Linked DNA regions of Homo sapiens: regions 1, 2 and 4 are each linked to region 3. The links are chromatin loops, found by intact Hi-C in ENCODE. Cell type or tissue: HCT116. All regions are shown on one strand. Links, peaks and the distances in the headings refer to the core of each region. The heading gives the core; the rest is flanking DNA. Region 1 overlaps LINC02268 (long intergenic non-protein coding RNA 2268). Region 2 overlaps LINC02268 (long intergenic non-protein coding RNA 2268). Region 3 holds the start of LOC101928409 (a long non-coding RNA gene). Region 4 overlaps CEP44 (centrosomal protein 44).

Evidence for each region. Peaks named below come from ENCODE experiments on the same cell type or tissue, not always from the same donor. Only the 100,000 strongest peaks of a DNase experiment are listed, where the experiment ranks them.
Region 1: it touches region 3 in a loop (8-fold over the local background); 63 of 110 quality-filtered maps call a loop at or near these places.
Region 2: it touches region 3 in a loop (7-fold over the local background); 54 of 110 quality-filtered maps call a loop at or near these places.
Region 4: it touches region 3 in a loop (9-fold over the local background); 20 of 110 quality-filtered maps call a loop at or near these places.

What each region holds. Positions count from the first base shown.
Region 1 is chr4:174,116,778-174,125,068 of GRCh38, reverse strand. It overlaps LINC02268 (long intergenic non-protein coding RNA 2268), which reads left to right. Exons shown (of 5, transcript NR_125896.1): 2 at 4,983-5,172. Among named protein-coding and RNA genes, the nearest start is that of LINC02268, 99 kb to the left of the region's middle. In HCT116, for the core only: a CTCF peak has its summit at 4,362 (motif pointing right); a DNase peak (open chromatin) is centred at 4,418; H3K4me3 peaks cover 495 bases; H3K27me3 peaks cover 699 bases.
Region 2 is chr4:174,151,738-174,160,028 of GRCh38, reverse strand. All of the region lies in intron 1 of LINC02268 (long intergenic non-protein coding RNA 2268), which reads left to right. Among named protein-coding and RNA genes, the nearest start is that of LINC02268, 65 kb to the left of the region's middle. In HCT116, for the core only: a CTCF peak has its summit at 3,595 (motif pointing right); a DNase peak (open chromatin) is centred at 3,598; H3K27me3 peaks cover 2,030 bases.
Region 3 is chr4:173,503,066-173,511,356 of GRCh38, reverse strand. It overlaps LOC101928409 (a long non-coding RNA gene), which reads right to left and starts at 3,240. Exons shown (of 2, transcript XR_939467.3): 1 at 2,745-3,240; 2 at 1-1,025. It also overlaps a transcript of SCRG1 not described here. In HCT116, for the core only: a CTCF peak has its summit at 5,318 (motif pointing left); a DNase peak (open chromatin) is centred at 5,326.
Region 4 is chr4:174,315,994-174,324,284 of GRCh38, reverse strand. It overlaps CEP44 (centrosomal protein 44), which reads right to left. Exons shown (of 12, transcript NM_001040157.3): 10 at 7,995-8,119; 11 at 7,718-7,755; 12 at 3,957-6,950. The coding sequence ends at 6,902. Among named protein-coding and RNA genes, the nearest start is that of CEP44, 36 kb to the right of the region's middle. In HCT116, for the core only: a CTCF peak has its summit at 4,926 (motif pointing right); a DNase peak (open chromatin) is centred at 4,904.

The DNA of each region.
Region 1 (8,291 bases), core at 3,279-5,778, 610 kb before region 3:
TTTTGCTTTAGAGATCTTAATTTTTGGGTATCTGTTGAAGATAGAGAAAGAGAAAATTCTAGGATGGAGACACAGATTTAGGATTTATTAGCATGTTAAGATGGTATGCAAAGCATTAAGCATCAGTGGACTTACATAAGGAGAGAAGAGAGAGACAAGTGAGAAGAAAGCTGAGTGCAGGAACACTAGCAAGGAAGAGATGCATGCAGAAGGAAACTCCTAAAAAGGAGCTGAGAAGAAGGGGATGGAGAAATAGGAGGCAGAAAAGTGAGATTGGTGAGGAGTCCATCGTAGTCAGGAGTTAAATAACATTCTCAAGCTTCTGTCTTGGAGGCTTCATTTTTGTTCCCCCAACCAAGATTAAGAATAAGCGGGGGAGGAAGGGGACATGGATGGGATGTAGAAAATTAGTGCTTTGTTTTGGACTCATCAAGCTCCAGGTTTGTGAGACATACAAATAGAGCCATGAATATTTGGATCCCCAGATAAAATGAATCTTGGTCCTATAGTAAAAAATATGGCGAAATATACCCTTGATTTAAAAATATTTTGTTGGGACCTTACCATGACATTCTTTACATTGTCTGGAATATCGTATCTATCTCTATTGTCACATTTCTTAAGTTATCTTGAGTAAAACTACAATCCCTCTCACATAAATAGATACACATACTAACAAACAAACAACCAAAACACACTCCTGGTGAAGCACAGAAAATGTTTTTCTTTGTAGAAGCTGAAATCAGGAACTTGGGGTCTGACAGATCCAGGTTTGAGTACCAGCTCTGCCACTTACATACAGAGTGACCTTGGGCAAGTCAGTCCCTCCAGTCCAGGCTAGTAATATTCAATATTACAGGGTGTTTGTGAGAATGAAATTAGGTGACATATGAAAATGATCTAGCATGGTAATTTGCACCTGATCAATGCTCGGTAAATAGTGACTATTATTATTATTTAAAAATCATCAGGCACAAAATTGTAATTCTTTACACTTGCCTTAATTACCTCCACATTTCATCATGACAGTTATATTTTCTACCACCCTGCTGCACTCTTTAAACTCCTTCCAGTATTAGCATCATTCTGTGCACAACAAACTCAAGAGTTTATCCACATGTACAATTTGTTTTGGGGAGAAATACTATCTGTGGATGACAGTGGAAGGTTAAGATTGCAGAGGAGATAGAAGGAAACAATAAATATCACCATGTCTTCGGCTTGTCTTCAAGCTGTGGACAATCCAATTGAGGAATCAACAAGTGCTCTTTCCTTTAAAGTTCTAAAAATATTTGACAAAGCAATGCATCCACAAGCAACCTAATGTCAGACAAGCTAGCTACTAGTTGGATAGAAAAGTGTGAAATGGCTCCCTTCCTTCCATATTAAACTTGCTGATGCCTTAATAAACACCACCCCCCAAGATTGCTGTTCATTCAGCTTTGTCTAGAAATCCAGTGACTGTAATCACTTCATTATTTCCTCCAACATCTGGAAGGATATGTGGATATAGACCATTATCAGAAAGATGATTTTACTGAAAAATAATCTTAATGTTTGCTTATTATAAAGATGCATAGAATCTGGAAAGTGCTGCCAAGTGTTTTTCCATCACAGCACCTTTTAGTTCAGAGAGTTCACTTCAAACAGAAGTCAAGGGGCCATTCTCCTGTTTTTTTCTACCCATCTGCCTACTCCATCCCTTGCTCCAAGGTCCTGGCTTCTGTTTAGTAACATGCTAAGGTCAAAGGCTCTGAGACTTTTATTCTTGGCTCCATTTATAGGAATAGATAAATTCATCCTAGGAACAAGCTCAGGTTGTCTTTGGAGATTTTTCCAGAGTGAACTATTCGAACAGTAAAAATATCAATGACAATGAAACAAACATCTTTCTCTAAATTTTACCATGTCTAATTGTTTAACTTCAGTGTGTCATTATGCTAAAAGTTCTTCCTTACTATGGGTGAAGAAGGGAAGGAATGAAGTGTTTGAAGGAAATTTAAAATTTTGTCCTGCCACATAATACGCTGGAAATGAAGGGAATAACATCCTCTGATTCTTGCCTCTGGCCTCACTGAAGAGACTTCCTAGCTGTTGCCCAGCTATCAGAAGTGTTTCATAACAGTATGAAAAGAATTTTGTTGTCCATACTCTAAAAAAAGCATGAGGAAAGCAATGTTTTGTAATAGTTCCAAATGAAGTAGAGGCTGCTCCCTTTGTGACACTCTACTATTGAGAATCCACAGCTCCTTAGCAATGAGACATAGGAGGAAGATAGACTCATCTGGTCCCAGTATTAATAATGCACTGTTTAAATTAACACAGTACATTCAGTTCAATCAAGGGTGTTAAAGTGCCTACTATATGCTAGTCATAGTAGTAAGTCCTAAGTTTAACAAAGAAAAGGTCCCTGCCTGCTGTAATTAACAGTCTAGTGAGATAGAAAGACAAGTAAACATATCATTTAAAGGCTTAAATAGAGGTGTTATAAGGTACTGCGTGAAAAAATGAAGTGTTTGGATATGTTTGTATGCATGTCTTTGGGGGAGGTTGGAGGCTTAAAGGATGTCTGGACAATGTTAAGAAGGGAGTTGAACAAAGAAACAAATACATTGATAAGCATGTTCTAGAAAATTCTCTCTCTTATATTTGTGAGTTTGCATCAGGGGAATGTCAGCAATATTTACCATGAATCTAATTGCCAGTCCCTCTGTGTGTTCATAGAATGCTAATGTGTGTACTATCCCATTCCTATGCTTGACCCATTTATTTTCTAATCTCCAGTTTGGAGAAGGAAATACTAATTTTACCCCAAGCATAATTTCATCTGTGACACACTGTGTTGTCAACAGTGAAGATGCAATCTGGGTAGAGAATATAACCTTAAGACAGTCTTCTTAGAGCAAATAAACATGTTCTTGCATTAACCACTTATTCTCTTTGGAGAGCTAATTACTCTTCCCTCAGCTGGCTGGGGCTGAGGGTGAGGGGCAAGGCTTTGCTGCAGAGAAAGTCAAATATCTGACTAAAAAGACTTTTCATCTATGTATCTGATACTTTTTAAACAATTTGCATCAGCTAAGTGTTATGGGTTTTCCATCACATTTGGAATAATGAAAATATTATGGCTGGGCACGGTGGCTTACACCTGTAATCCCAGCACTTTTGGAGGCCGAGGTGGGTGGATCACGAGGTCAGGAGTTCGAGACCAGCCTGGCCAACATGGTGAAACCCAGTCTCCACTAAAAATACAAAAAATTAGCCGGGCGTGGTGGTGGGCACCTGTAATTCCAGCCACTCGGGAGGCTGAGGCAGGGGAATCACTTGAAGCCAGGAGGCAGAGGTGGAAGTGAGCCAAGACTGCACCATTGCACTCCAGCCTAGGCAACAGTGTGAGACTCCATCTCAAAAAGTAAATAAATAAATACATAAAATAAAATAAATAAAAAAGAAAATCTTATATTTTAAGAAAATTTTATTTCTTTTTGAATTAAAACAAAATGTTCACACTTTAGTCGCTAAGTTACAAGGACAGATTAGTTAGTAGGAGATTATGTATTCTGGATAGCCCAGATTAATTGTTGCTTTTAATGCCCTTTCTAAATCTGATTCACAGATGTATATCATTATGGATGTATATTATTAGTGAGAGTGGGAGAAAGGGGCAATTATACTTCACAATGTCTGAAAAATATTGCTACATAATTCCAAACTATTTCTTTTTCTCTTGGAGGAATACTTTACTTGATTTCAAAGGGGAATTTGTGGACATTCACGTAAGTTAGAAAAATACATCACAAATATGCACCACTGCAGTTCACAGAAGTTAAGAATTGTAATCTAGGGACTCTCAGCAGCAGACATCCAATAATGCAAAGCAGTAATAAAGAAAGGCTTGCAATGAAGCACGGACTCTGTAAAATGTGACTGGAATGAGGCTGAAAGTGTAGAAGGCATGTTGTGTCATCCGGCGTTTAATCAGTGAAGATGGTGGCCTGACTTTGTCACAAGGAACTGCATTAGATAAGAGTACCCTGATTATGTGGTCTATTGCATACTTTGAAACATGGAATTGAAGAGCTAAGAGTTCATCTATTCTGGCCCTTTATGGAGGAAACTGAGCTCCAGGGTGGTTAAGTGACCTGGTCGAAAGAGAAGGAAAGATATCCTGCTTCTGACTTCAGGGCTCTTTAAAGTTCATCATATTTCTTAATGCCATTGGTGGATGAAAAATTAAAACATAGACCTGGTATTTACATTTTAACTACTGTGTAGTTTGCCAAATCAAGATTCCACTATGTTAATGAATTCATCTGATTTTCTAAAGAAAGGCAAAGTCGCTTTGTCGAGTTAAAAGGAATCAACTTAATTTCCGCCACTAGGTGGCATGATGCATTTTTTTTCCCCCTCTGGACACTTTTTGAAAAGGAATCTATCCCTCTCCCTACACCACACACACACACGCACGCACGCACACACACGCACGCACGCGCACACACACACGCGCACACACACGCACACGCCCGCGCACACACTCTCTCACACACACACAGAGATTGGAGAGAGACAGGAGAGAGACATGTTTTCATCTATCCTTTGTGGACTTCTGTTGTTTTTACTGCTGTGAAATTTGACTTGCGATATCTGCTTGTAAAACATCATCAAATCCAAATTCATTATATTCCACTTTTTCTATTACATGGTTTCTGCTTCACTGATTCATATCTGTTTTACCTATTCTGTAAGGGAGGAGAAGCTGCGTTAGGTTTCATCTCTTGTTTAAGTTCAGTTTAATAAATAGTAGATAATGCCTCTTCTCTTTTTTCCTTTTGAAGAGGAGAAAAAGGAAAGAATTGTAGTTGATTCTTATGTAGCAACTTATTCATTCATTCAGTAGCTATAGAAGCGAATTGTTTTGTAGGTAATTATTAACGATGCTTTGGATAATTCCCTAGCTAACTATTCCTTCTTTTCCATCCCAGAAAGCAATGAAGAGAAAAGCTGAAGTCAGTGATTAGGAGTGTCTGTGTAAGTAAAAGCAACAGGCAATTACTGAGTGTGGTGTGAGAGGCACGGAAAGATTGGGAATTCAGCAAGAAGAGGAATTGAAGTCAAACCTCACCTACTTCCCAGAGTCTTCTGGATTTTCTGTTAGAAGCTTCAGTATCTGAGGTAAGGAAAAGAAACTGCAGGACTTACAGAATATACCCTTTCCTTTCCATCCTCTGTATTACTTAATAGGTATTTTGCTTTGTTTTCATTTTTTCATTCCTCCTCTTATCTTCTGCCTTAATTTTCAACTCCATATTACTAAGTGGCATGGTTTTCAAGTTTTCTGTACAGTGTTTTACTATTTTAAATAAAAAAAAATTTTTAGTTTTAAATTGATTTATTTTTCTTTTAAAATTTTAGATTCAGGGGCTACACATGCAGGTTTCTGACATTGAACCCATCACCCAAATAGTGAACATAGTACCCAAAGGAAGTTTTGCAACCCTTGCCCTCTTCCTCCCTCCACACTTTTGAAGTCCCCAGAGTCTACTAAGAAACATCTTTTAGAAAGTAAACAAGCAAATACTTTTGTGGAAGAGCCAGACACTTCAAATGAATTTTGTTCTCAATCCCATCAACATGGGTTTTTAAAAACACTAATACACAGAATCACTCCTGACCAATGGATTCATCATCTCTGGGGCTGAAGGAGGGGCAATTGTATCTTTTCAAAGATCTCCAAAATATCTTGATGTACCCTGAGAATGGAGACTTTCTGAAATGCAGCAATATGCCATGTGTCATTTTTTTCCCTTTAACCAGCATCCTGGTCTTGCGCCATTTTCCTAGTGACTCATGCTTGAAACACAGCCATCTTGGTTCTCCCCTCTGTTGTTCTTGTGTGTAGTTAGTTCCTAAGTTCCGCGTCTTTCATCTCACTAATGTTTTATATCTTTCCACTTTGTCACATCGCCATTACCATCACCCCAATTCAAAGTTTCCCACCTTTCTCTTTTCAACACAGATGTATTTGACTTCTTTTTCCGATGTTTAAATTTACAATTTTTGTTACACTTTGGAATCGCAAAATAACAAGAGAAAAAACATTAGGAGAGGAGAAAGTGATATTATCATGAATAATAAAACTCTTGTTTCATGTGTAGCACAAATGAAAATCACCCCCAAATCTTTTTCTTCAAAAGGAAGGAAAATCAGCATCTGAGAGGGTTGAAAAATAAGTTCATTTTTTTCCCTTGCAAAGTTACTGAATTGCCACCTACTGGTTTTACTATAAGAGTAAGAGCTATATATCTCTTGTTCATCATTGTATCCCTGGGAAAAGCAAAATGTCTTGTTTTATTAATTAAAATTTTATTAGTTGCAAGTAACAGGAGCCATCCTGACATAGCTTATACAAAACAGGTAATGTATAGTTAAGCTATAGAGCACAGTGGTAGAATTCAGGCTGGTCTAAGGAAATAATTGCAGACAGGCCATGGAGAGGCTTCAGGGTTTTACGTTTTGGGGGTGCTTATTTTATTTTTCCTCTTTGCTCTATACTTTTTTGGGCTTCTTAGGTCAATGTGGCATTACATAGCTGCCAATGCTTTCAAGTAGGTAGAGTACAATTTCAGTCATGAGCTAGGATGAACTAGCTATTTCCTAGCAACTTGCCTGGGGACCGGATCTAACTGGCCCAGCTTGAGTGAGATAATGTACTCTGGTCAAGTCAGCCACAAGCTTAGGCACTGAGACTATTGTCGAAGGTCACCCCTTACGAATGGGGAGTTAATGTGAGCTGGGAAGATATCCCAAAGGTGTCTAATGCACTGACAAATGGCAAAGATGCAACAGATATTTTGGATAAATAAATGAATAAAATAATAAATGAATGAACCAAGAGACTGTTAGTTTTGGGTAGCATAATAAACTCAGATTGACAGATAAAGAGCAATTCATTAGGCATCTACTTATTACCAGAGGCTGTAAGGAATAAAAGCTGAAAAAAAAGAGGAGTTCCTGACTTTAAGGAACTTGTCAGAAGAGGTATCATTAACAAATAAGGAGAATATAGGCAGTGACAAGAAAAACACAAAATATTATGTATATTCTGTCAACTGAGAGATCATAATTTTACTTACATTAGTTAAGATATTGTCAGCTGCTGAGGAACTGAGAAATCTCAGTGGATAAACACAGTATAATATTTTATGCTATGTAAAGTTCAATAGGACGGAGGGCTGGGTTTGGGGTTTGGGGTGAACAGGAGGGCAGGATCTACCGCATGGAGCCATCAGGAACCCCAGAACTACCACCTCCAGCACGGACTTCCGCCACGATCATACTGCCAATCAAATGCAGCCAGCACAGTGAAAGGAAATACCCATACAGAGGGTATAACTACTTCTGCGGACAGCCCATTGGTCAGTCTACTTTCACATGGCCATACCTTACTAAAAAAGAAAGCCGGGGACTGTAATCTTGCCGCATCCAGGGAGAAAGGCAGTAGTGTTTTGGGAATTGCTAGCCAGTGACCACTATAGCAGCATTGTAGTTATGGCAGAGTGGGTGGGGGAGGAATAATTTTTAAAAAATTATGGAAGAAATGCTATAGTTAGACCATCTTTGAGGTGTAGGTCTTAACTGTTGGAAAGAGAACAGCAATTTTTGAAAGAAAAAAGTAATGTAGGCAAAGATCTGGAGTTGGGGAATAACTATGTTTTAGGAGTGTTGAATATGAAATAGCTGTCTTGAAAGTATGATAAGAACTGAAAAGGTAGTTATCTTTATTTGGCTATTTCTTTTGAACATATCTTTCTATTAACTTCAGCACATCAGTTTATTTTTCCAGGAAGTGGATTTTGGTTAAAAATTATGCTGATAAATAGTGAGGAGAAACAAAAGTTTGGAGGAAAAGTAATAAAAACTTGATATAAGTATCTATACTATTTCTTGTCTTCCTATTCTGACCTTCTGCATTCTAAATTGAAACAACCACTCTAATTTTCTTTGTAAAATATCAAGTTGGCTTGAAAATTGTGTGTAACAGCAATACAAATGTAGTTTTCAAAAGCGGGGTTTAAATCAATAAATATTAATATATTTTTATTTTTATTCCCTGCATCTCTTCTTTCTTAAATCAAATATATTCAGACTAATGTATTCATATGTTAATATTATTTTTTTCTGGGATGGCATTAATTTCAACTAAATATCTTAAGAGAGTAATGGGAGGGTTTTTTCCTTCTTGTTCAGAATTTCTTTTAAATCCGACATCTGGTATTTGGCACTTGACTTTT
Region 2 (8,291 bases), core at 2,094-4,593, 650 kb before region 3:
ATATTTAAAGCCCATTGAGTCTGGCTCTATCTCTCTCTTTTGGGACATCTCTCTCTTTGGGGACATCACTCCGTCTTCAATCCCACACGAGTTTCAGTCCTGACAATCGTGCCTCCTCCTCTGTTGAGTTTTCCTTATTTCTCCTAGCTTGAGGAGCATCTCTGTGCTTGGAGTTTTCTAACATTATGACTCTCATACAGCAACTCTCCTCCTTTACCCAGTGCTGTAGTTATTGGTATGCTTTGTGTTTGTTTCACTACAGACTTCTGGAGTAGGAACTCAAGGGTAAAGTGATTAGCATGGGGTCTGGTGCTTTGAAGAGAGCCATAAGCATGAATTCTCCTTCTCAAACATTTTCTTCCCTCACACCTCTTCCCACAGTGTCTCTCAGACAGAAAGAACACACTAGGTGTTTATTTTTGGAACAGGTGGGTGTAGTTGGTCAGTTCTGGAATCAAGGCCATCTCTGAACCCCATCCTCTGTGCCTGCTGCTCCCCTGCCTGTCCTGACTTTCCTACTGACACCCACTGGTGTATGTCCCAATGTCTCTTCAAGGTCAGCCTGGATGCTGACTCCTTTCCATCCATACTGCTATTCCCGCCACCGTTTCTCCTCCTTCTGAACTCTGTCAGTGTAGATGGTCTGTTTTAGTGAATTGGCATTTAATCCTGCATTATTTCTGCTTTTATAAAGTTTTCATTTGTCCGGTTTCTCCAACTTTAGGACATGAGACCTTCCTTATATGTACCTTTTGATATATTTTCACACATGGAATTTGTCAAAATTCAATAATTCAGAGAATTTTAATAATACTTTTGAACCTACTGGCACACAATATTTTATAAACTTGCTAATACTCTGGTCTCCAGAAATAGTTACTGAAGCTTGCCAAAGTTGCTTGATTTCTCTTTGTACACAAAGGATTTGAAAAATTGTTTTCCTCCTCAGTATTAATTAAGTCCCAACATATGTCCCTTAAAATACAGGACACTGGGATATAAAGCCACCACCTAATTAAGGGAAACAAACATGAATTACCATTGCTGGACCTCCCTTCTCCCTGCTTTTCCATAGCTGTGGCCCGTTGGGATCTCCTAACAATGTGGAAAAGAGACCGACTGATATTGCTCATAGAAATATCGAGAATTTTGTTGCTATCATGACACATGGCTGGACACCATAAAATTTGGGCATGAACCTTTTCACCTGGTTCCAAATACTCTTTAAGTCTCTGTCCCCTTCTCTGACTAGAATAGCCACAGTCATAAAGAAGCGTGCAGCCTTCCATGGTCACTTGTGTCCCTAATCGTGGTCTATTTTGCCTGGAAAGTCTCTGTCCAGCAGCCTGCAATGAACTTAACATTAGTGCCCCCTGCCCCCAATTCGAGTGTTGAAATCCTAACTCCCAATGTGCTGGTATTAGGAGGTGGGGACTTTGGGAGGTCATTAGGTCATGAGAGTGGATCCGTCATGAATGGTAGTGCCTTTATAAAAGAGACCCGAGAGCTCTCTCACTCTCTTTCTACCCTGTGAAGATACAGCAAGAAATATGACCATCCACAACCTGCATGAGGGCCCTCACCACAACCCAGTCATGCTGGTAACCTGGTCTCAGACTTCCAGCCTCCAGAACTGTGAGAAAATGAATTTCTCTTGTTTAAGCCTCCCAAGTCTAGGGTAATTTAAGAACTCTAACTAAGACAGAGCTTGTCCCTTGTATGGATTTTCAAGCCTAAAACTGCTGACTTTGAGAGAGGTGATGAAAGGAAAATAGCTTTCTATATGGTTTGGGAGACTGGGGACATATGGGTGATGTTGGTGAGTTAGTGACTGCAGGGATCTGTGTGTGGTGGGGTGCTTGATGAAAAAAACTTGGAAAAGAATTGCTTTGTTACTAAATAGAACTGAGATGATACAATTTTTAGGTATAATTATGAAGCTTAATTATTACCAGGAAATCCTAGCTGCAATGTTTTATTCCTGCCTTTAAGAACATATTTGTAGATATTTTCTTTTCCCCTTTTTGAGTGAAGAATTAGCATGGGTCAAATTTTCTTCAGTTTCATCTTTCAGTAACACTTTTTTTTTCATTTTTCTGCTACTATTTACATGCACTTATTAAAAAGTCACCTAGTCCATTTTATTGTCATATTTTAATCAGTGCCTTTGCAATATGGACGTACATGGCCAAAGAAGCAATGACTCAAATATGAGTTTGTGAATACACCCTCAAGAATAGGCACTCCATGTAAAGATACAAAATGATAAAATATGTGGCTTATATGATTGCAAGTTAGTCTCAAGAAAATAAATACCATCTTTTGTATTTTTAAAGGCTCTGATTCTCGCTTTGCATGATTGATTGAAAAAACTAAAGAGAATTTACTCATTCACAGAGTTAACATTATTCATACACATATGTATTTCGCTCTATAAAATAGTCTCCAACTCTCCTGTTGCTATTTTTTTCCATTCCACAGACCTCATTACACTAAGTAAAAAAATAAATGGAGTAAGCACGTACGTGAGGGAGAACTTTACAAGCAGATAAGTCTTCCACCGTTGAAACCCTGCCAAAGTCAAACTGTGCAGTTTATTTTCAAAGAAAGAGTGGTTATCACTTGCATACACCACTCCAGCTCGCCTCATGCCAGATAAAATTAATGCCTAAAAACTTCAACTTGACTTTAAAACAAAACCTTAAATACTAAAACCTGATCTTTATCAGGCTGTTATAGGAGAAGATGACATCTCTACGCCAACCGCAGATATCTATTTATAAAAGAAAGGAGTTGTACTTTGGCAATCATGTTGCAGACCAATAAAACAATCTAAACCACTCCTCAGACAGCATAATCTACATGACTGCATTATGCTCACAACATGAAAAGGATGAAAAATAACTGACTATTCAAATATGTATTGATTTGGATCATTAGATTACAGTTATGTTGGGGCATATCTCCAGTAACTTTTCACTAGCATATTTTCATTGCACAGTTGAAGCTAGTTAAATCTGCTCCATTGATTTCTTATTTCAGTGAACTGCTGGACATTTTTGCGGGGAGGGAGATTAAGTAGTTTATACAGTGACACAATAACCAATTCAATTTCTAAAATTAGAGTCTAATTATAAGGTGGCAAAAGCCTTGAGGACATAAAATGTGTTAGCCAAACTAAATAGATTGCTTTACATAAAGTAAAAAAAAAAGTGAAAAAATTTCGTAGTAATATTTTAAGTAAATATCAATGGAGTAAGTGTGACAGATAACTATTTCTTGTTTCATCAGGAATTATACTTTCTAAATAGTTATACTGATCCAAAATAATAATGGAATTAATTTCAAATGTACATGTATATATCATGATATATACACAAATCACCATCTTCATAAATATCACTCTTTAATATGTGAAATTTTTGGTATTTTTATATATATAGACCAGTTATACAGTGACAGGAGGTTGACCATAAGAAAAAAAGACTGAAATTCTTTGGCTGGAAAGTGCCGTAATTACCTTTCCCGTTTCAGAGTCTGTTTCACATTGTGTGACTGCTGTCATGTTCAAAAATAAGTCCCTTATAAAGTTAGACACTAGGTGGCAATAGAAACCCCCCTTTGCTGCCTTTGTCCATTACCTTGCATTTGAAATCCACTCTCTCTTATTGACTTTTAAGTTTCACATAAAAATCAAAAACAGGAAAACAGCCACATTTCTATCACTCCTCTCTCATCATAATATTCCCTTTCTTATGATGAAAGATTATGTTTCAGGTGAACCAAAGTATTTCATGTGCCTATGATGCAGGATTTGGAAAATAAGTTCATCATGTTTGTTACATTTGTCATTTGCGTATTTAGCACTGAAGATGGTACGTTTGTTTATAAATGCTAAACAATGTATTAACATTTTATTGAACCAAAATAAGTTGTATGCTTTAATGCAAGCATCTGTGTATGATACATCAAATTCAATTCATGAAATACCATAATATTGATGACTTAGGTACCTTTTTAGCACTGCATTTCTAATAAGGATTTTCTCCTAAAGTGAATAACAAGAGGCGAGCTTATTGCCAATAAAGATTAAAGATGTGCTTTTCCCAAAATAATGTAAACTGGGAGGAAGAGAAGTATTCAGAGAACGAACAGAAATTTAATATGATAGTATTCATTAGTATTATCCATAAAACCACTGTCAGAATATGTTTAAATTTTTATATAAAATGGCATTGAGGGTTTCAGGGGGAAAGAAGGGCAGAGTATTTGAATAGTGAAGTATCAGTCAAAATGAACATTTATTTTGTCGGCTGGCTCTACTGTATTGCCAGCACATTTACCTTGTTGTACTACACAAAGTAGGCTGACCACCAATTCAATTCAAACTGCTGAACTTGATGTATGGGGTTTGTATGGTTTAAGCCCCTGGTTACTTTCAAGTTTGCTTCTCTTGTTCTTTACCTGGCCGAGGTTTACATGGGTTGAATTGGGAAGGAATTTTTTTTCCAGTGAAATGATTATAGATTTTTTTTTTAAGTTTGGTATCTGGCCAGGTTTCTAAGATTGTCTTCCTGATTATTTGCTGACAGTATTAATTGATGATACTCTAGAGACTGAGTAATTTTGAAAATAAGCATTTTCACTGTATCAAATTAAAAACTCATTCCAGATTAAAGGAGTCGAAAGAGACAACCAAATTCACTGTGTAATTTTTTATTGGATCCTGGATCAGAAACAATAAAGCATTGAGGAACAACTGTCTACTAGATAATATGTTTCTTGGGTATGTTATATTATGGTTTTATAGGAGAATATTCTTGTTCTTAAGGTGATATATGCTAAAGTATTTGGGGCTAAAATGTTATGTTGACTGCAACTAACTTTCAAGTGAATAAGCACAAAAAATATACATAGAGATGAAGAAAGAAAAAAGCAAATGAAGCAAGTTGTTAAAAAAAGGATGACCCTAAGATATGTTGGTGTTCATTATATAATTCTTCACATCTTTCAAAATAAAAAATTGGGAAAAAAATCAATCAACTTTATCTCTGGAAGTACACAATAGAAAATATGTATTACTATTCTTTTATTTCCTACTTGTCCAGAATGAATCTATCATTTTCTCTAGATGAACTGTACTCCAGATATTCTAAGGTTAATATTTACTTGATTTTTTGTGGCTGACAAAAATTTTGTCTTAAGGGTAAGATAAGAATGATATTTGTTTCTTGAACAGATTGTAAGGCATGAAGAAGGAAAAAAACCACTTGTTTTTATAAGAAAATCTGTTCCTTCTTCTATAATCCCAACTGTCCCAAGCTGAATCACTAGGCATTGGATACACAGTGTGCTATCGGAGGCTGAGTCATCCCTGCTGCAAATCGAAACTGTGGATCTGAAAAGAATTTTCTCATCTAAACCAGAGCTTCAGTCTCCCAGGTGATGTAGTTTTTATGGTGTTATCAGTTTAAAAAATTTCCTCATAGAACGTATGCTTATAATAATCTAAATTCCAGTAAATAATATGACAGAAAAAGCATTTGGAAATATGGAATAGGAATTTTGATGACCACGTCTTGCTATGGAAAGTTAAACCAGCTCCTGGGCGAGCATGTTAATGAAGAAAGCTGTTAACTGTTATATTTTTATTCAGCAAAACAGCCATTAAATATTGTTTGTTTATAGTACTCCACCTTATTCAAAAAGGAATTTGAGGCCAAACATGTAGTAAAAGAGCATTTAAGATATGAGTAGTTTGAAAAAGGAAATTATATTTATCACATTAGCACAGGGTAGGGACATAAAAAATATCAAAATCCATGTGTCAGGCTTTTAATAAACAAATAAAAATTCAGTTTCGAGGTGTATCACATGTCTTCTGAATGGAATCCTAGAAATAAAATACGTATTTTGCTTTCTTTGTTGAAATAGAAAAGTTTAAGCTATATGGTTAAAAAGAATAAATATATGTCATTTACATATAAAATATATGCAATGTAATATGCATAACATAATTATTATATGTAGATATATAATTGTAGTACATATAAATATTGTACTATATTTAATTTATGTATGAAATATATATTTTAAATAATATATTTAATTAATATAATTAATATATTAATATATTTTCATTACTCATTTGCTTATCATATATCTATAAATGTAGCATTTTGAAATTAATTTGGCTTATAAACATATTTATAACTATTTAAATAATATAGGACTTTATTTTAGACAAAATATTAATTTTTCCAGAGTGACCTTATACAACTGCCATTCTCAAACCCTGATATTTGTGCTTATAACTTTTTTCATGACTTTATAATTTTTTCATTAGGTTTCTTAAAAATTGAATGTAGCTCCCCTGTTTCAAAGTATGGCCACATCATGGGGTCTCCTGGGCTTTAAATCACTTTCTGAATGTGGATGGGGTGTGTCTACTTATTCGTAGTTGGATTTATCTGAGAAAAACCTTTGTAGGAGCTAAACATATATATATTTTTTACATACCATATACAGATGATCATATTACATAGGACACATGTGATAAATTAATAAGGAGAACAAAACTTTAGGACAAAAGTTTAAATAATCTTATGAACATATTTCAGTCATATTTAAAAGCTGGCATAGAGGTGACTAAGTAAAAAAACTTGAATATTTTACAAACCACAATGTATATCTTACATGATCATGCTTATTCTTTAAGACACTTCCACTATGTATAAATGACAGTGAGAAAGGGGGGGAAATATCATATTACCTCTAAGGAGGGAAACCCTCTGTATTATAGTTAGCTGTTTGTTAAGCAAAGAGAGGAGGTTACAATTTATATCTTCCTGATGAAAAGATAAACTCAAGATTCCAAGGGAAAGAAGCTTAATTTTTATTCTTTTACATTTTGAAACTACATGTTGGAAGAAGTGCAGTGGGGTTTTTTTTTCTTCTGTTTTTGTTTTTGTTTTTGTTTTCTCCAATTTTAAGCAGGCTGTCTTCAGTGGCCAAAGATCAACGCCCTCACCCATTATTCCCAGGCTCCAATTGCTGCTTCCTGCTAGGTTTGCTGTAAAACCAGAAGGATGGACAAGTAGGATTGGCAGCACCCTGGTGTCCTCTTGTTGCTCCTCTATCTGGGGCTGAGCCACATTATTCTTAGAGACTTCCTACAGGAAATGCTCAAAATTTTAGGAGAGCCAAGACATCCACACATAACTCTGCCCTCTGTTTTGATTATATAGAATTTGTTTTCTGAACTTCAGAACCTAGTTCAAGAGATTGCTTCAAGTCATGCACGTAAAGGCTGAATTCTCTTCATAAAAGCCTTTTCAGTTTTTCTTTGTGAAGCTTTAGGCTAGGGATTACCATTCAGGCCACACTCTCTCTCTCCATGTGCTCATTTTTCCTACTCACAGAGCAGAAGCAAATTTTCCTGCATTAAGAGCAGAAAAGAAAACAAGATTTTGGAGATTCTGACTTATTAAAATCTTGAACTCTTCAAACTGTCTCTTCTGAATTGTTCATCAGGCTGAAAAATACTGATTATGGATAAGAAAATCAAAAGAGGAAACTGGAGCTTGAGGGCTGGTTTTGAGGAGTGTGGTTTGGGCATGGCTATGCCCATTTTAGCATTTCATTTTCACCTTCAGCACTTGCCTTGTTTCTAAGCTTGCCACTTCCGTGGGTCAACATTTATTGTGCAGTTACTATGTGCACATTTATATGACATTCTGGGCACAAGTTTTGTCAAGCAGCAATCTGTCTGACCTTTCCTTAATCCTTTACACTACCAAAGTTTTTCTATATTAAATGCCTACTATGGATTGCTCCTCAAGCAAAAAAGTATTTTGATAAACGTGATCATTTTCATGAGGACTGTGGTACCGTAAACCAAAGGAATGATCCAAATGGTAGAAGTTTATGATATTGAGGGTGATAACTAATTTAAGCTAAGTCAAACTTCAGCTTTTTTCCTGTTGAAATACTCAGAGAACTTTCTATCAAGCCCCTCTTGATTTTGACCAAGGAAAGTACAAATTATTAACCAGTCAAAGAACACTGGGTCTTTGTCCCATGTTCCTAATTATTCCTTGGTTAAGGTATCCTCTTCTATCATTGTTATCAATTGGACAGGAAGGTAACATTTAAAAAAATAGTGCCTTTAATAAAATTAATTAAATTAATCCTCATGCTAGTGCTTCTCCAACTTATTGAGGTGAAAATCTATCCCAAAGTTCTGATGCCCTTTATAGCACACCAGAAAATATTACATCATATGAAGTAGG
Region 3 (8,291 bases), core at 3,821-6,320:
ATTGAGCAGGCCTATCTCCACCACTTCCTGAACGTCTTCACTCCACTCCAAGACTGCTATTAGAAGCTAATGTTTTCCACCCGGCGCGCGGTGGCTCACGCCTGTAATCCCAGCACTTTGGGAGGTCGAGGTGGGCCGATCATTTGAGGTCAGGAGTTCGTGACCAGCCTGGCCAACATGGTGAAACACCCCCCCACCCCGTCTCTACTAAATATACAAAAAATTAGCCGGGCGTGGTGGCGGGCGCCTATAGTCCCAGCTACTCCAGAGGCTGAGGTAGGAGAATCGCTTGAATCCAGGAGGCGGAAGTTGCAGTGAGCAGAGATAGTGCCACTGCACTCCACCCTAGGAGACAGAGCGAGACTCCGTTTCAAAAACAAAAAAAGAAGAGGCAGCTGATATTTTCACACCACATACTTTATCTTGGTTATTCTTTGTCTACGCCAGCCCAGAAGAATAGATTCTTCTCTACTAGGGAGAGGGAATCGTGTTTCCAAAAGGGTAGCAGCTCTCATCAAAAGCGCTTGTGGATCTGGTGACAACGTGGACAGGCACTTTGCTTGGATCCTGGAGATTATCGACTGCGGAGGCGGGATGGAGGACAGCTAGGTCTTCCAGTTGCCGGGGTGGGTACTTGGTTTTGGCGCGCTACGTCACTGAGCTGTAGAGAGGCTATATCCCAACTAGAGTGGATTCACAGGGAATCCCAGGGGGAGGGAAGTTGCTAGATCTCCACGTTGGAGAGAAGACTGCAGTAGAAGAGAGACTTCGTAGCTCGAAACGGGGCTTCTGGATCTCCATAGGGCTACCCCTGCAAGGCGCCAGGTCCCATCTTCTGACAGAGCTACCTGGATGTGCCTACCTACTTGTGGAGGGGTAGGCACCAAAGTGGCTCTGTTTTGCGTTAATTTATATATATATATATATATATATGGTTTTGGCCTGGGTCCTAGTGGGGTTGAAGTTGCCCTGGAGTACTGGCCGGACAGAGTTGTCTTGGGAGCCATCGGCTGCTTTCCTTAGGCCTTAGGAACAGAACAGAACAAAAGTTAAAATTAGCCAAACAAACCAAACCACAGCCCCCACACGCCATCCTTCCATTGCTGGGGAGCAGTATTCTGGCTTCAGTACTCAGGTTAGAAATTTGAATAAATGGAGCCAGATCCTGGATTACACCCCGGGGACAGCGTTTTAATGTAAATGTAAAATATGCTAGTAATAATCACTTTTGGGCCCTGAAACGCCATTAGGATTTCTGTTTAATTATAGGGCATGAGAGAAGCATTACCAGCTAATTAAATCAATCCTATTTGTAATTCTCCCTCTGCTGCTGCAGTCTTTAAAATGTGAAATTGCTTTTTAAATGAGCCCGCATATGAATTTTTAAAACAGCAGTGAACTAAAGTGAGAAGCAGGGGAAATGAGGGCCAGAAAGAGAAGGAAGGAGACGCAGGTACTGGGCCCGAGTCAACAGGCATGTGGGTGAATCTCCCCGGCCGCCTCGGCTTCCTTGCCTTCCAGCCGGCGCTCAGTTTTCTTGCAAAAGAGTCGGTTTCCTCTCCTTTCAGAGGTTTCCACTTCCTCCTGAGGAATCTCTTTCAGCTCCTGGATATCTCCCCCGAGAAGGGCCCTGGGGTGGGGAGGGGCGCGGACACCGCCCGACACCCCGAGTCCGCGCTCCCGGCTGCAGCCGCGCGGCCCAGGAGCGGGTTCCGGCCGACGGAAGGGAGCGGCGCGGGGAGGAAGTGAGCTCACTCGGGAAGGAAGGAAATAAATGAGGTTTTTGCCCGGCAGCCGCCAGGCCGAAGCGCACAGCCCTGGGGAGAGGCTGCGAGCGCAGGTCCCGCTACCGCCCTCCAAGGAGGCCGGGGGCAGAGGCCGGCTTTGCAAAGCGCTGCGGCCCCCGCTACCGACACCGTCTCGACCCCGCGCATTCTATCCGTCGTGCTCCCGGGGAGGAAAAGCGCCAGGCTCTACTCGCGAGGTTCAGGCCTCCAGGACAGAGTGGGAGGCTCAGAGCGCGCGAGGGCTTTATTCAGGCAGATGCCGCCTTCAGTCCCCACGCGTCCCATCCTCCCCGCGAGTGAGATTTAGCTTCCGAAGCTCCCGCACGCGCGCGCGCAACCCTCTCTTCTTTCTCCAGTGCCCCTCGCAAAAGTAGGCCCTGGAGCTTTGATTTACGATTAGAGTGTTGAGTTATTTGCATGAGAAAACAAGAGGGAGGACGGCCACCAATTCTGGACTCCTCCTTAGTACTCGTGAAGTGGAATAATATGCAGTGGGGTGTGTTTCCAAACCTGGCACCATCTGCACCTTCTGCTACCAGCCGTACCACCACCCGGCTGCTCGGATGCAGTCTGGTTTACGGAAATATTCTAAGAAACAGGGAAGCTGGCTATCTCGCCTCGGCACCCGGCCCTGCAAGCAGAAACTGTCAGAGTGCAGGGACAAGCTTTCTAAACTGACAAAGCCGCCCAACAAATGTAGCGGCACTTATCCCAAGAGCAGGCATTCCCACCTCGGCCTCCCGGGCCCCGAGTGCTTCTCCCACAGGCTCGACCTAGGATGCGGAGTGGTCTCTTGGTGGCCGCAGAGTGCCTTCAAGTCTAGAATGAGGCGGCGATGTCCATAACTCGGCCGGGGCAGGTTGGGTAGGAGGTGGGGAAATGTAATTCTCCCCTGCACTTGGGGAGATTCGGGCGGCAGGCCTTCTCTAGTGCCTTTCAGGGGGCCCCTGCCCTCACCTGAGAAGTCTCTTGGGCACCCACCTACCGCGGTGGCTGGGGCGGGGGCTGTGGTCTGGCTTCATCTGTGTCCGGCCTGTGGTTTGGGCGTCCTGCGACGGACTGCAGAGGTCCGGAAGGTGGAAAAGTTCAAACCCCTCCATGTGTGTTGGCGGTGGTGGGGCGTGCTGGGAGGCGGTTACTGTCAAAGTGTGGGCATATTTGTCGGATTTGTAGGCTCTCGATCTGGAGTTAGTTGGAGAAATTTACATCAGTCTAGAACCTCGGCATTTCACCTCCACCTCCACCTCCTGCAGAAGCGCCCATGTACCTCTTGTCATCTCTTCCCAGTGGGTTGATAGGTTGTTTCATAAAATTAGCAGTCTTGTTTTCCACCTGACTTTCAGCACGATCGCTATCTATCTTTTGACTTCAAGTCTTGCTCTGTACATTTAGGCGGGAGGAGGGGGAGTTCCAAGAAGCCGTCTTGTGTCAACTTTAGCAGCCAGGAAGAGGGAGCCGACAGGGCTTTTCTCGGGCTTTTCCCAGGCACTGCCAGCTTGCCCCTCCCTCTCTTCTCAGGGCGGACTGCACCCTCCACCCATCTCACCCTCCATCCATCTCCCCCTCCCCGACATTCCCTCTGCAGTCCTCGGCCAGTAGCAGCGCCTCCGGGAGCCGCACTCGGGGCAGCAGGGATTCTGGCCTTCCAGGCCCACCAGCGGAGGGGCCTCGCTGCCTGCTTTGGAAACTCTCCGTTTTCCCACAGTATTTCACATTCATATTACTTTTCACACCCTGTTAGGCAGTAATGGCACTGAACCTGCTAAATACTTCCATGCACCCAGCCAGCCCTCCCGCAACTGCTCCGGAGGGTCTGTGATACAAAAGAGATTGCTCTCTCATCCTGCGGGGTTGTTGGCTTCTCTTCTCTCCTCAGATCGGCCTCCAGAGTTGATGGTGGTTCTGGTGGTGGCGGCCACAGGGTGGGGGCGCTCAGGTGTGGAGGAGGTCTTAACACCCCCTTTCAAGCAGGTAGGGGAGATGTGGGAAGAAAGAGCTTGGGGACAGATCTGGCTTTTGGTAGTAGTGTGAAGTTAGATCGGCTATTTTTAAAAGAACAGGGCCAGGCCGGGAGGCTCACGCCTGTAATCCTGGCACTTTGGGAGGCCGAGGCAGGTGGATCACCTGAGGTCAGGAGTTCAAGACCAGCCTGGCCAACATGGCGAAACCCTGTCTCTACTAAAAATACAAAAATTAGCCGGGCGTGGTGGCAGGCGCCTGTAATCCCAGCTACTCGGGAGGCTGAAGCAGGAGAATCGCTTGAACCCGGGAGGCGGAGGTTGCAGTGAGCCGACATCGAGACACTTCATTCCAGCCTGGGCGACAGAGCAAGACTCTGTCTTAAAACAAACAAACAAACAAACAAACAAACAGAAAAACAGGGCCATGCTCCGGACCTTGTGCAAGGAGTAGAGTCTGGCCTTCTTAATTAGCACCATCTCGCGGCCTTCCCTTCATGGCACCAGACCGGATGAGTGGCAATTTGGGCACTAGGCTGCAGAGGGCAATGCCCCCACCCCTCCTCTGGCCGCCGCAGCGCAGCATGTCTGAGAGCTCCGGGGCTGCTCGGTAAACCTGCGGGTGAGGGAGGGAGGATTTAAAGCCCTGCTCATAGCCGGGCTTGATGACGGCGAGCGGAGGAGAAAACAGCGAGCCCGGCCGGGGAGAAGCGACGGTTCCCAGCATCTGAACTCGAACCACTCGCTCCCAGACCGATGGAGGTCGGACTCTCAGAGAGCCCAGTTACCCTGGACTGGACTAGACACCGCCGTCCCGGAATGAGCTGCTGGAAAACCTCGCGAGTCCGCCACCGTAACAGGACTGAGGCCGGTGGCCCTGAGGCTTCAAATCCAGGAAGTGAAGGGAAGTTAGAGGTGGTCCTCCGTCGCTCCTCCACAACCCCGCCTCAGTTCTGCTATCAGGAAAAGAGAAGTAATAAAATCTGCCCGCCCCTACCCTCAGGACAGGAGGGAAGGAACTGATTTTAATGATCGCATATTAAGTGCGAAGGCATTTTACAGGCTGCCTATTGTTTAATCTTCACAAACTGTAAGAAGGGCATTTCCTGTCTCTGTGCCTACAAGAAAATTGAGGTGCAAAGAGAGCAGACCTGGCTGTAGATCTGTGCACCCAAACAAGTTCCAGGCATGAGAGGAGTTGATGGCACACTGAGGGGCCCTGCAGCCTGGGCCGTCTCCTGGTAACCTGGGAGACGGGGCTGCACTGCCCTCCACGAGCCTCTAGCATACACTCCTAGAGGGTGATTTAAGTGATGGGAAATCCCTTTCTAAGGAATTGAAACTTTGGGCACTATTTTAAGCTGTAGGGCCTACGTCCCTATTCCTCTAAAATACCCACAGGAAAGTCAAAGTTACCATGACTCTCTTACTCAACCAGAGGAGTCCAGAGTCCTACCATACATGTGTCCCTCAAGTGTCACCTTTCTTGCCTCACCACACCAGGGTTTGAGATTTAAACTGAAATTCGCTGGGCTTCAGTGTCTACTCACACCATCTAAATTGAGCCCAGAGCTCCCCCTTCAGCCCGGGCGGGGACAACACAGGCTTAGAAGCACGGGGAAACCTAGGAGAGGATTAACTTGGTTCCTAACTTCCAAGTGCCACCTCAGCCGTTTCTCCACTTGTCAGAGGTTTATTTCGTGAGCAGAAGGGACCACCCACCCTTAAACTGGGAAAGAACGAAGTGTGGAGCTCTGGAAACCCACGTGTTAACCTTTGAAAGCAAAGCTCCAGGAGCTCCACCTTCCAAACATCATTATTTGTGCTTCCACCTCCCAGCCGTTGCTTCACGCCTTCTTTCTCATCTAGAGAGGTTGTCTGATGACTGCTTGCTTACACTCTAGAGAGAATGCTTTAGATTATGGATTTGAAAAATTTGCAGAAGGTAGGAGGAGTGAGATAGAACAGGCAAACCTAGGAAGCAAGAAAGGAGTGTTCGGGCCTGTGGCAGGAGGCAATTGTGGTTTGGGAGTTGCTTGGGCAGACATTTCCCCCTATTTTTTCTCCTACAAAGACAGAATCCCAGCACAGAGCTTCTCCGCTGTCTAGCTACTCTCCCCTTTCCCTTTTTCTTCACTTTCCCAATGTACTGATGGCTGAGCAAGAAGAATCTTGTACTGATGTACAAGAATCAGTACAAGAATCTTGTACTGATGTCCCAATATACTGATGGCCGAGCAAGGGATGTGGAGAGGAACCCCACATCCCTGCCTTTTGGGCCATCAGCTCTACAGGGCACTGACTCCAGGTGGGCATTGAGGATAAATTGTTGTTAAAGAGTCCTGAAAGCCACACTCATCCCTGTTGAGCCTTCTCTTTCCCTTTGGACATGGAAATGATGTTCTAGGGGGTGTCAGGTGCATTTCCTGGGTTTTGGGCATCTAGGCCCTAATTGTCTCTGGTGAAGGGGGCAATTCTAAAGTTGGAGGTGGCTAAATGAGTGGTCATTTAATGGGCGTTTTTAACCCCTACAAGGTTATACTAATTCATTTTACAGTCATTACAGTGACAGAAGGTGAGACTATGGTGATTTCTCTTCTTCAGTTACAGTTATTGATCATCTAATTCAGTGGTGACAATCAAGGCTGACAGACAAGTGAAAACAAAATTCAGAAAGTGGCACTGCATTCATGCATTTCTCTCTCCTCTACCATCCTCTGCCATGGTTTCTGCTGCTAGCTGTGGCTAGGGCACCACATTCCACTTTAGGAACCCCTAGAGGAAGAGGATGATCCCCCTGGGTCATGGGGCTGGAATTAGGCTGCCAATGTGAATTGAACTCAGTTTTTCCTCCTCTGAGAAGGATGGTGTTGACCTTTCAGTGACATCTCCTCTCCTGGCAGGGACTCCAGTGGTCTGGCAACTACTCTAAAAATCAAGAAATTCAAGACAAAAATTAAAAGAAACATTAAGAAAAGAGAATAAAAATAATTGTGCACAAAATTTGAAGGGCATTTGATATTTTGCAGCAACCATAGCTAAAACTGCTTGCCTCCATTACACCAGATTTCTCCACGTGGTTTCTAGAGTCCAATACCTTTATTCAATATTTCTGAGCTTCTTTTGCCTGGGAGTCCCACATTTGCAGACAAAGAGGTCTAGTCTCCTGTCTGGTTCTACCCACTGGGGCTGGGATAGGGAAAGCTGGAGGCAGCGGTGGTGACGAGTTGGGGTAGGAAAGGCCCCAGGCTGTGCTGGCAGGTACCTTATAGGTCCTCCCCCATACGGCTACCGGAGGAGCACGCCGTTTGCGCTGCATGCAGGGAAGCCTCTGGGCTCCTTGCCATCCCTGGTGACTTGGGCCAGAGTGATCTTATTACAGTTATTAATGACCAGAGTGATTTCTTAAGCCAAGACCAAAAAGAAATGGATTCAAATGAAAAAAAACCAATGTAGTTCAGACTTTGTGTGAAGGCTGAGAGCGGGGGACTGCACCAGCGAACATGGTCACAGTCGCCTCTTAGGCATCCACTGAGTGCTGGAGGAAGTGGTGCTCGTGAGTGGGTTCGGTGCTCCAGAGTTTGCAGTTGTGCAGGACTGGAATGCAATTACTGGAAACAATTAGACTACACCGTGCTTATGGTGGGCAGAAAATAGAAGACACTTCTGGCACATTTAAGAAAACTTACTATCCCCACGCACCCCGCTTCTTCCCCTGCAGGAGGTTTATTGTAAGTCTCTACTTTGCTACAAATGACACCCTCCTAAAAGCTGTTGGGAGTTTGGGCAGATCCACCACTCATAGAATTAGGGACATCGCGAAGATGTAACTTAAGCTGCTTATCAGAGGCTGAGTGGCAAGTGCTTAAAGCAATTCAGAGTCAGGCACATCTGGGTTGGGTCTTGGCTTCTGGACTGACTTTGTGGTCTCCAGCATGTTGACTTCCTCCTTTATACCTTTGCAAAACAAGGATATTTGTCACATATCCTCATTGCTGTGTGTTTGTGTCTTCGGAAATTCTATTTTCTTCCTAAAAACTTGAAAAGCCATCTCCCCTCAACACTCACCATGCATGGCGAGGTGTAGCTTCCTAGGCCAGCTGTTTACCCTTGCAACACTCCCCTCCCCACCCCAAGACCCTGGACTCTGGGAACTTCACGTCCTTCTCTCTGGTCTTACAAGTGAGTTTTTGAATAGCTTTGATCTGCAATCTCTGACTTTGGTGGACAAGGTCTGAACCTTGAGTTCTGGCTTCTGCTCTTCAGCCAGTTCTATTATCATCCAGCTGGGAAGTCCACGTCCAACCCTCCCCACAAGTGATGGTCCCTGAAGCTGGCCGGATCCCAAGCAAAAACTCCAAGATGTAGCTGGAACACCACCTTCTCCTGCCCACCTGCTGCCAGTCCTCATGTATATGACTGGGGGCTTGGGAGTGGGAACGACACAGGGTCAAGCTGGCCTAAACCGAGAGGTGGACACCTGCTCTAGCTGTGCCAGAGCCCTGGGACGTACCCAGGGACCTGGTCGGTAGGGAACCACCTGAGC
Region 4 (8,291 bases), core at 3,655-6,154, 810 kb before region 3:
ATTGTGGTATGTTAGCACACTGAAATATTCATTGGCCATATAAAGGAATGAACTACTACATACAACAACATGGATGAATCTCAGAAGCATTATGCTACATGGAAGAAGCCAGACACAAAAGACTAAATATGGTATGATGATATTAATATAAAACTCTAGCAACAGCAACATTAAAATGATGGAATGCAAATCAGTGGTTGCTGAAGGACAAGGTGAAACCCAGGGCTAACCTAATTAGGCCTATCAAACTTAACTTGCCTTGTTTGTAGTCGCTTGCTTCTAGTTGATTTTAAAACCTACATAGCGAAAAGTCAATGCAACTAAGCAATATGTAACTAAACTTCCACTAGTTTCCTTATAGATAACATCTCTGATGTACAGGTCACCATAGTAATTAATAGTTGCTTGTTTTTCAGGAAATTAGGATCAGCTCTTGTCCAGTTCAAGCTGACTCCACTGAGCCTCCAATGGCCTGTATGAATGCCCAATGAGTGCCCTTTTGACATCAGAAGGCCAAAAACTCCACCCTCAGATTGTGCCAACGACACCATCTTGCGAACGTGGATCCTATGAAAAGCCATGAAGCTTAACTGCACTCGCACAGATCAGCAATTACCTCACTTTTCCTTACCACCAATTAACTTTTTCCATGCATTGGACTGCCTTGCTCCTTTATCCCACAAATATCCCTAATGCCCCAACTTCAAGGAGGAGAATTTGAGGGGTGTTATCCCACCTCCTCACTTGGCTGCCTCATGAATAAAATCTTTTCTCCACTGCAAAACTCATTGTCTCAGTGATTGGCTTACTGCAGGATGGGCAGAATGTGCCTGGTTTGGTATCAGAGGAATGACTGCAAAGAGGCATGTTCTATATCTTAAATATGGTGGTGGCTATATGAATGTATGACTGAAATTGGTGAATTTTATCGTATGTAAATTATAACACAATAAACGCTGATGCAGAAACATGAGGGGGGAAAACCTCTCAAGGCCTTAGTTTCTAATATCAACAATCTCTCAGGGCAGCTGCTGCTTCAGGCAAGCATAATACTCTGAATTTCTGCTTCCTCTTCTTTTGGCCTTTAGGGATTTCTTTTAATTTCCTGTGATATCTGTGATAAATATTTATTATATTTTTTTCAAGAATGTTTGATGATTTGTTGCAGGAGTTTTTTATATTTTTTAATACCTTGTATGCCATATTGCCGCAAACAGAAATATCATTTTCTCTAAAAATTTGCTGCCTTTTAGTGCTTTAAATGAGACCTGTGTACTTTTTTGAGTAACTTTTCAAAAATATCATTAAATTTCCTCACCTTTTTATTAGGAAAATCTCACATTTAGGCTCAAAAATATCAGTGCTTAAAGTATGGAGAAACTATTTTAAAAGTTACCAACTTGGGCATTAATGCTACATACTATATTCTACATTTAAATATGTGACCAAATACAGAAATGTAGTATAACAATAAAGTTGACATTAAAATGAAATTAATTTCAGATATTGAATTTAAAAATCAGCTAACAGTTGCTTACAAAATTTGAATTCTATCATAATATGGGGGATGGGAGGACATCTTAATTGTTTGTCAAGCCACAAAATAAAATGAGAATGTCCTATGTACCAAGCATTGTGCTAAGCATGGAGAATACATCAGTAAACAAAATTCAGGATCTCTTTTCACATAACACTCATAGTTTCGCAGGGAGGACAACCTTGAGCAACAATTGCAAATAGTAGGTTTATAATGTACAAACCGAAATGAAGAAAAATTACAGGGTGCTTTTCATAGCATAAACAGGGAATCTAAACTATTCTAGGGACCTAGGGGGCATTATTTGGAGGGAGTTATGTTTAATCTGAAGCCCCTATGATGAGTAGAATTCTACCAGCCAATGTGGTGCAGAGGATAGGAAATGAAGAGTGGAGAACAAATGAACATTTTAGGTGATGGAAGAGCATTTGTAAAGTCATGGAAAGCCCAGCACATTCAGAAAGTGGAAAAGCATAGTATATAAAAAGTGAAGGTGGAAGAGAATGATGATTTTAAAAAATGGTGCGAAATTGAGAGGATAATTGGAATACTGAAATGCTTTTAAACTTTAAACATTTTTCTACTTTCTCATGGCAGTGTGAAAAAATAAATAAATTTTAAACATTTTGATGTTTGTTACTGATCTTCATTTAAAAGTCCTCAGCTGTGGTGTTGTTTTAAATGTCCTAGTGTGAATATCAACAAACAATGATCAGAATTTAAAAACAATAATCAGATTCTTACCCAGTAAATCAAAGCTTACTTAAACAGAAGATGGCAAATCTGAAGCAAGATACATATTGATTGGGTAAAGTTTAAGAACTCCTAGTGGTTTCTGTTTTCCTCTCCTCTCGCTCTCTTTGCACCTAATTCATCTATGGAAACTGCTTTCTAAATATTGTATTTTCTTAAACTTAAGATGCTTTTTTTACTCCTTCATTTACTTCATTTTACTACTCAAATGAGATTTCCTTGACAAATGATTTTCAGAAAAAGTTTGTAAGACCATATAATACTGAATTTTAAATTAAATGTGAAACATGGATCTCTAATAATTGCTTTCCATATCTTCAGAAAAGTCACCCTATGACATAATAGAGAAAAACAAATATGTATGCAGAATATTGCCTGTTGTACTTTGGGCAACATAATTAAAAGTAAAAAACTAGGAAATTTTTCAACATAAACACAGATATTTCAAAGATGGAGGCTAATGGTATGAATTGTGCATGCTTAGTAAAGAATCATTATTGATGAGGACCAAACAAGTTATTTGTACAAAGCTTACACCTAATTTTGAAGAAAGGATGTTTTAATTCCTATTTATATATTATTTGACTGAGGAAAAAAAATCATTTAACTAAATGCACTCAAAACCCTAAAACGCTAACCAAAGGTGCTAAGGAGGCCAAGATACTAAATGTGAATTGCAAGAAGCTGTATATATTTAGATAAAAGCAATTCCGGAGAATCTGAATTTGAAGGCTTAGATTCAAATGTTAGTTATGATAATAAAACAAGAAGTATGTGAATGTAAACTAATATTTCTTGAACTTAAAGTACCTACAAATGTCTTTGGGTTCTTTGTGTAATGAAGAATCTAATGTAGTAAGTAGGTCAAGAGCAGGGCTTGAGATTTTGCACTTCTAACAAGATTCCAGACGGAACCAATTAGGCAAGATAACAGATTAAACACTAGTGTAGTATCTTTTTGCTATCTCTCAGTCCAGATACTAGATTGAAGATAGTCCTTAAACTGGAAGTACTACATTTGCTCCAAATCCCATTATTTCCCTCCATCTCCACTGTCATCATAATTCAAGTCACTCTTACTATGTTTCTTCGATTACTGTAATAGTCTCCCACTGATTTCTCTGCCTCTAGTTTTGCCCCCTTACCCATTCTCCATATTAAAGCGGTAAAATAAATCCTTCAAAAACTCAGATCTGGTTATCATATTCTGCTGCTTAAATGGTTCAGTAAATAAGATACAAGCTGCCCCTTGGGCCTGTGTCAACTGACCTCTAGCCACACACACACACATACACACACACACACACACAGAGCACACTCAGTATGCTAGCCCTAGTGAATTTCTTTCAAATGCTCTTCCTTTCAAGCCTTTGTTTATGCTAGTCCTTTTGCGTAAACCATCTTCCCTGGCTATATTCTGTTCACTCTTTAGGACTTAAGATAAACATCACTTCCTTCCACGCTGATCAGTTTGATGCCTTCAGTTTCAAAGAAAGGAGACAAACCTGGGGACTGTTAAAAAGTAAAAATCAAAGTTACAATGTTATTTGAGCTCAAAAAGTGTTGTAGTTTATAAAATTGAGAAGGTTATATTAATTTTTATGCTTCCTGAAGAGTGTATCAATTATATAAAGTTATGAGTAATGAATGGCATGAAACAAAGTCCCAACGTTTTCAAGTTTTATTTTTAAAATATATTACAACATCACATTAAAAACAGTAGAGGAAAACAAGCAAACATGATAGAATTACTTTTTTCCAACTCAATAGTACTTAGCTTTACCTAGAATTTTCATACAGTTGATGCTAACTTCTTCTGAACCCTTTCTGACTAGTATTTTACCTTATGTATTCTTTATAGTATTTCCATATAATCTTTACCGAGACCTATTCAGAGCATAACATAGACAGGGCAGCACAAGCAACTGACACCTTTGTTGGTAGTACAGTGTTTTTTCAACCAGTTTATGAGAGAATGAAAAGAATGAAAGTGAAAATTTTACTTAACTTAGGGTTATGTAGCTCTAGGTAATCTCTTCAGAACTCCCCTGCTTCACCTTCTCAAGTTAATCAACAGTGGCTAGTTTATAACTAGAAACCACTTACCAAATTGCCTAAACAAGAAAACTTTTTAAAATAACAATTTGCTGATCTGTCCAATAACTCCAATAAAGTTGAATTTGCTTTATTTTTCCAAAAATTATGTTGTCTAGATAAAGACTCTTTGTAAGTGTAAATGTATGATATATTGAGTTGATTTTTAGTCCCTATTAGAGAGTTGTTAGACAAGTTATTAAAGTTTAAGAAAATTTGGATTCTAAATTTCCACCTGATAACATATATGAAATATTTTATATTTTCAATATATACTTACTTATATTTTGCACACTGTATATAAACTAGGAGATTAGAAATGTTTTAAGTCCCTTCTCTGTGTGTATATCTGCACTATATAAAGAAAAAAAGAAAGGGTAGAAAGAGACTTAACTTTTTTTCTATCTTCCATAAGAAAACTTCAAAAATGTTTCTTTTTAAAATTGAATTTTTCAAAAGGGAAAAAATATTATCCTGTTTGATGGGAAATCACTTGTTTTAACAAAAGGTAAAATACTGGCATGTTAACCACAAGGTGGTGCTATAATTCCATGCTGGTACTGATATTTTAGGAGTTAATCGATACAGAAGTTTTTTCCCTTATAACTATAACCTCTTAACCTCTTAATTTTTATAAATGTACTTCTCTCACAATTGAAAAAATTAAAGCTAACATGCTTCATTAATTCTGGAAATATTTACTGAAACTCTGTTAAATTCAAAATTGTATGTTTCTGTAGGCTACCATTTTAAAGTTCTGATGACCAACTGTTTATTAGAATACTAAAAATGTGGCCAAGCATGGTGACTCACCCATGGAATCTAGCACTTTGGGACATCCAGGTGGGCGAGTAGCTTTAGCTCACGAGTTTGAGAACAGACTGGGCAACATGGTGAAACCCTGTCTCTACAAAAATACAAAAATTAGCCAGGCATGACGGTACAGGCCTATAGTCCCAGCTACTCAGGAGGCTGAAGCACAAGAATCGCTTGAACTCGGTAGGCAGAAGGTGCAGTGAGCCGAGATCACGCCAGTGCACTCCAGCCTGGGCAATAGAGTGAGACCCTGTTTCAAAAAGAAAAAAAAAAAAAACAAAGGAATTCTAAAAATGTTTTCTTAAAAGTGATTTCTTACACTGTTTCAAATTCACAAACACAAAAAAAATTTAAGTGATTTCTACTCATATAACAATATTTTATATTTGACAGTGTAATATAGAATTATACATACATACCATAAATAGATGAATAAATAAAATATAATCAGATGGTCCATATAATATTAAAAAAAATACTAATTTTCCTTCCAAATAATGAAGTCAATTTTCTTGAGGATTTTCTGATTACTGGAACACTTTTATCTACAAGTTTAAAAAAAGATAATTCATATAGTAGTAATATTAAAAATAAATTTCATTTTTCCATTGATTTACCTTCAGCTAAGACTTTTCTCTCCAAAAAATGTGTAACTTTTCATCATTAAAAAAACAAAACACAACACCTCACTGTGTATCTTTTAACGGTGGCTAGAATGGCTACATTCTCTTTCTGTTACACTGGTCTTAAAAAGTGTTACGCCGGAGGCCAAGACAGGCAGATCACCTGAGGTCAGGAGTTTGAGACCAGCCTGACCAACACGGAGAAACCCTGTCTCTAATAAAAATACAAAATTAGCTGGGCATGGTGGTGCATGCCTATAATCCCAGCTACTCAGGAGGCTGAGGCACAAGAATCACTTGAACCCGGTAGGCAGAGGTTGCGGTGAGCCAAGATCGTGCTATTGCACTCCAGCCTGGGCAACAACAGCGAAACTCCATCCCCCCCTCCAAAAAAATTATACAATAGAGCATACTAAAATGTTCAACACATTTCTCATGGTGAACCTTGAGACCATAGTCCTCTTGGTCTAAACTTGAGGACCATAGTCCTCCAGCCTGTTTCCCAGTACAAAAGGAGAATCTTAACCTTAATTTCTCAGTGTTAATTGGAAAGGTATTGATGTTTTTGACCAAGCATGAAATAACTGCCTTTTTGTTTTATTTAATTTTCAATGAGCATTTTTAACTGTTCATTATAACTTATTCATCAGTACAGATGCCAAGATGGTATATATGAGAGCCTCCTGGGTATAATACACAAGTCCCATTTGGAATGTTTCCAACAGGATGTAAACCATAGTCCTCAAGCCTGTGCTTTAAAAAACATTACTTAGCACACTGCCAACAAATGTCAACACAGAAATACAGTGCTGTAATGACTTCACTCTGTAAGAGAAATATACTGGAACATGAGTTTTTCCTAAAAAAAAAAAAAGTGACACAAGGTAAAGCAGTATAATCATTGCTCAAAAATATTAAAAGAGTTATTCAATAATGAATGCAAAAATTCATATACCAAATGGAATCCAAATTGTCAAAAACTGCAGTATTGCAGTATATTAAAATTGTATAAAGAATTCTTAAAATATACAATATGTATAGTAACCAAAGTCCTAGAAAAAAGTTCATGTAGAAAATCCTACAAGTAGTGATTTGGACATTTCAGTAACTCTGCAGTTTCTTCAAACCTGAAATATAATAAATAATATATTAAGTAAATCAATAATTCATAATAAAGCATAGCATTTTAGTTGTTGAAATTATGCTTTTTAGCCTAAAATAAATTTGAATATTTTTCTTATCTATAAGTACAGTTACTATGAATAAACTTAAGTATGACCAGAGGGAAGACAAAGAGGAGTCGATTATGAGTCATATTCTTGAAGTGTAAGTTAAGTACTTTTTGCATTTCTAAATAATATTATAATTTTCTATAGTAGTAGGCTGCATAATCATCTTATATGCAATTTCATTTCATATTTCCTTTGAACTGCTCTTTAGAAAAATCACACCATTTGTACTAGACAAAAACATCATTTTTAGTATCTCATCAATAACTTGCCGAAAAACACCAGTGATATTTTCACAACACTGAAAATGTCTCCAAACCATCCATCTATATATATTATTTAATATTTTGATAAATCAGTTATCAAAAATAGATAATACTCTTGATTAGTTACCAACCAAAAATATCTTTGTATTCTCTCTGCAGTTAATTCCATTAACAATTCCAACAAGTTTTAAATCGCTTGTTGGAAACTAAAACAGTGACTCATCTCACAAACACATAACTGTAGGTGGATTTATTATCCAGTGGAGTCCTGAAGGAAATTCCACACCTGATTGAGAGACCTTTAAGGTTTGAAACACACATGCACATTCTATATATACTGTAATCCAATACAATTCCCTATAGAGAAATGAATTTCTGTTGCCCCTTTCTGTTACTTACATTTTTTTCATCCTTTCCATTTTCTGGATTGTTGTTTCCTTTAATTTAAAAAGCAACAAATTTAGATGATTTCTCAAAGTAAACCATCATCAAAGATGGACCGAGAATGTACAAAACACAGTTTGAAACATTGCATTAAGTACTGTTTACTTATGAAAGAATTTTGAGAGACTAAGATTCGCGTTTGCTATTTTTCTTGCTAGCAATATTTACAACAAAAGCTAATGCTTGCTTGTTTTCCTCATTTAGAAAGGAAATAATCTAAGCATTTTCTTACCTCTGAAATCTCATTCAAACCACAGTAATTAACAGTAGAGGCTCTGGGAGTTGAATCTGATGATGCTGTACTATAGCCAGAGGACAGAGGAATACTTGCTGGCCTCTCTACTTCGCTTTTTCTGTCTGTGAAGAAATTAAGTTTTAGATTACCTTTTCCTTTCACAGAAGAGTCAAATATCTAAAAATATTATTTACAGATGGAAGAAAAACATACTATTTTAATTAAAAATGGCTATCCGCATAGATCAAAGAGTTTTTAGTACTCTTAAGGTAACAGCTTTCATATGGAGATCTA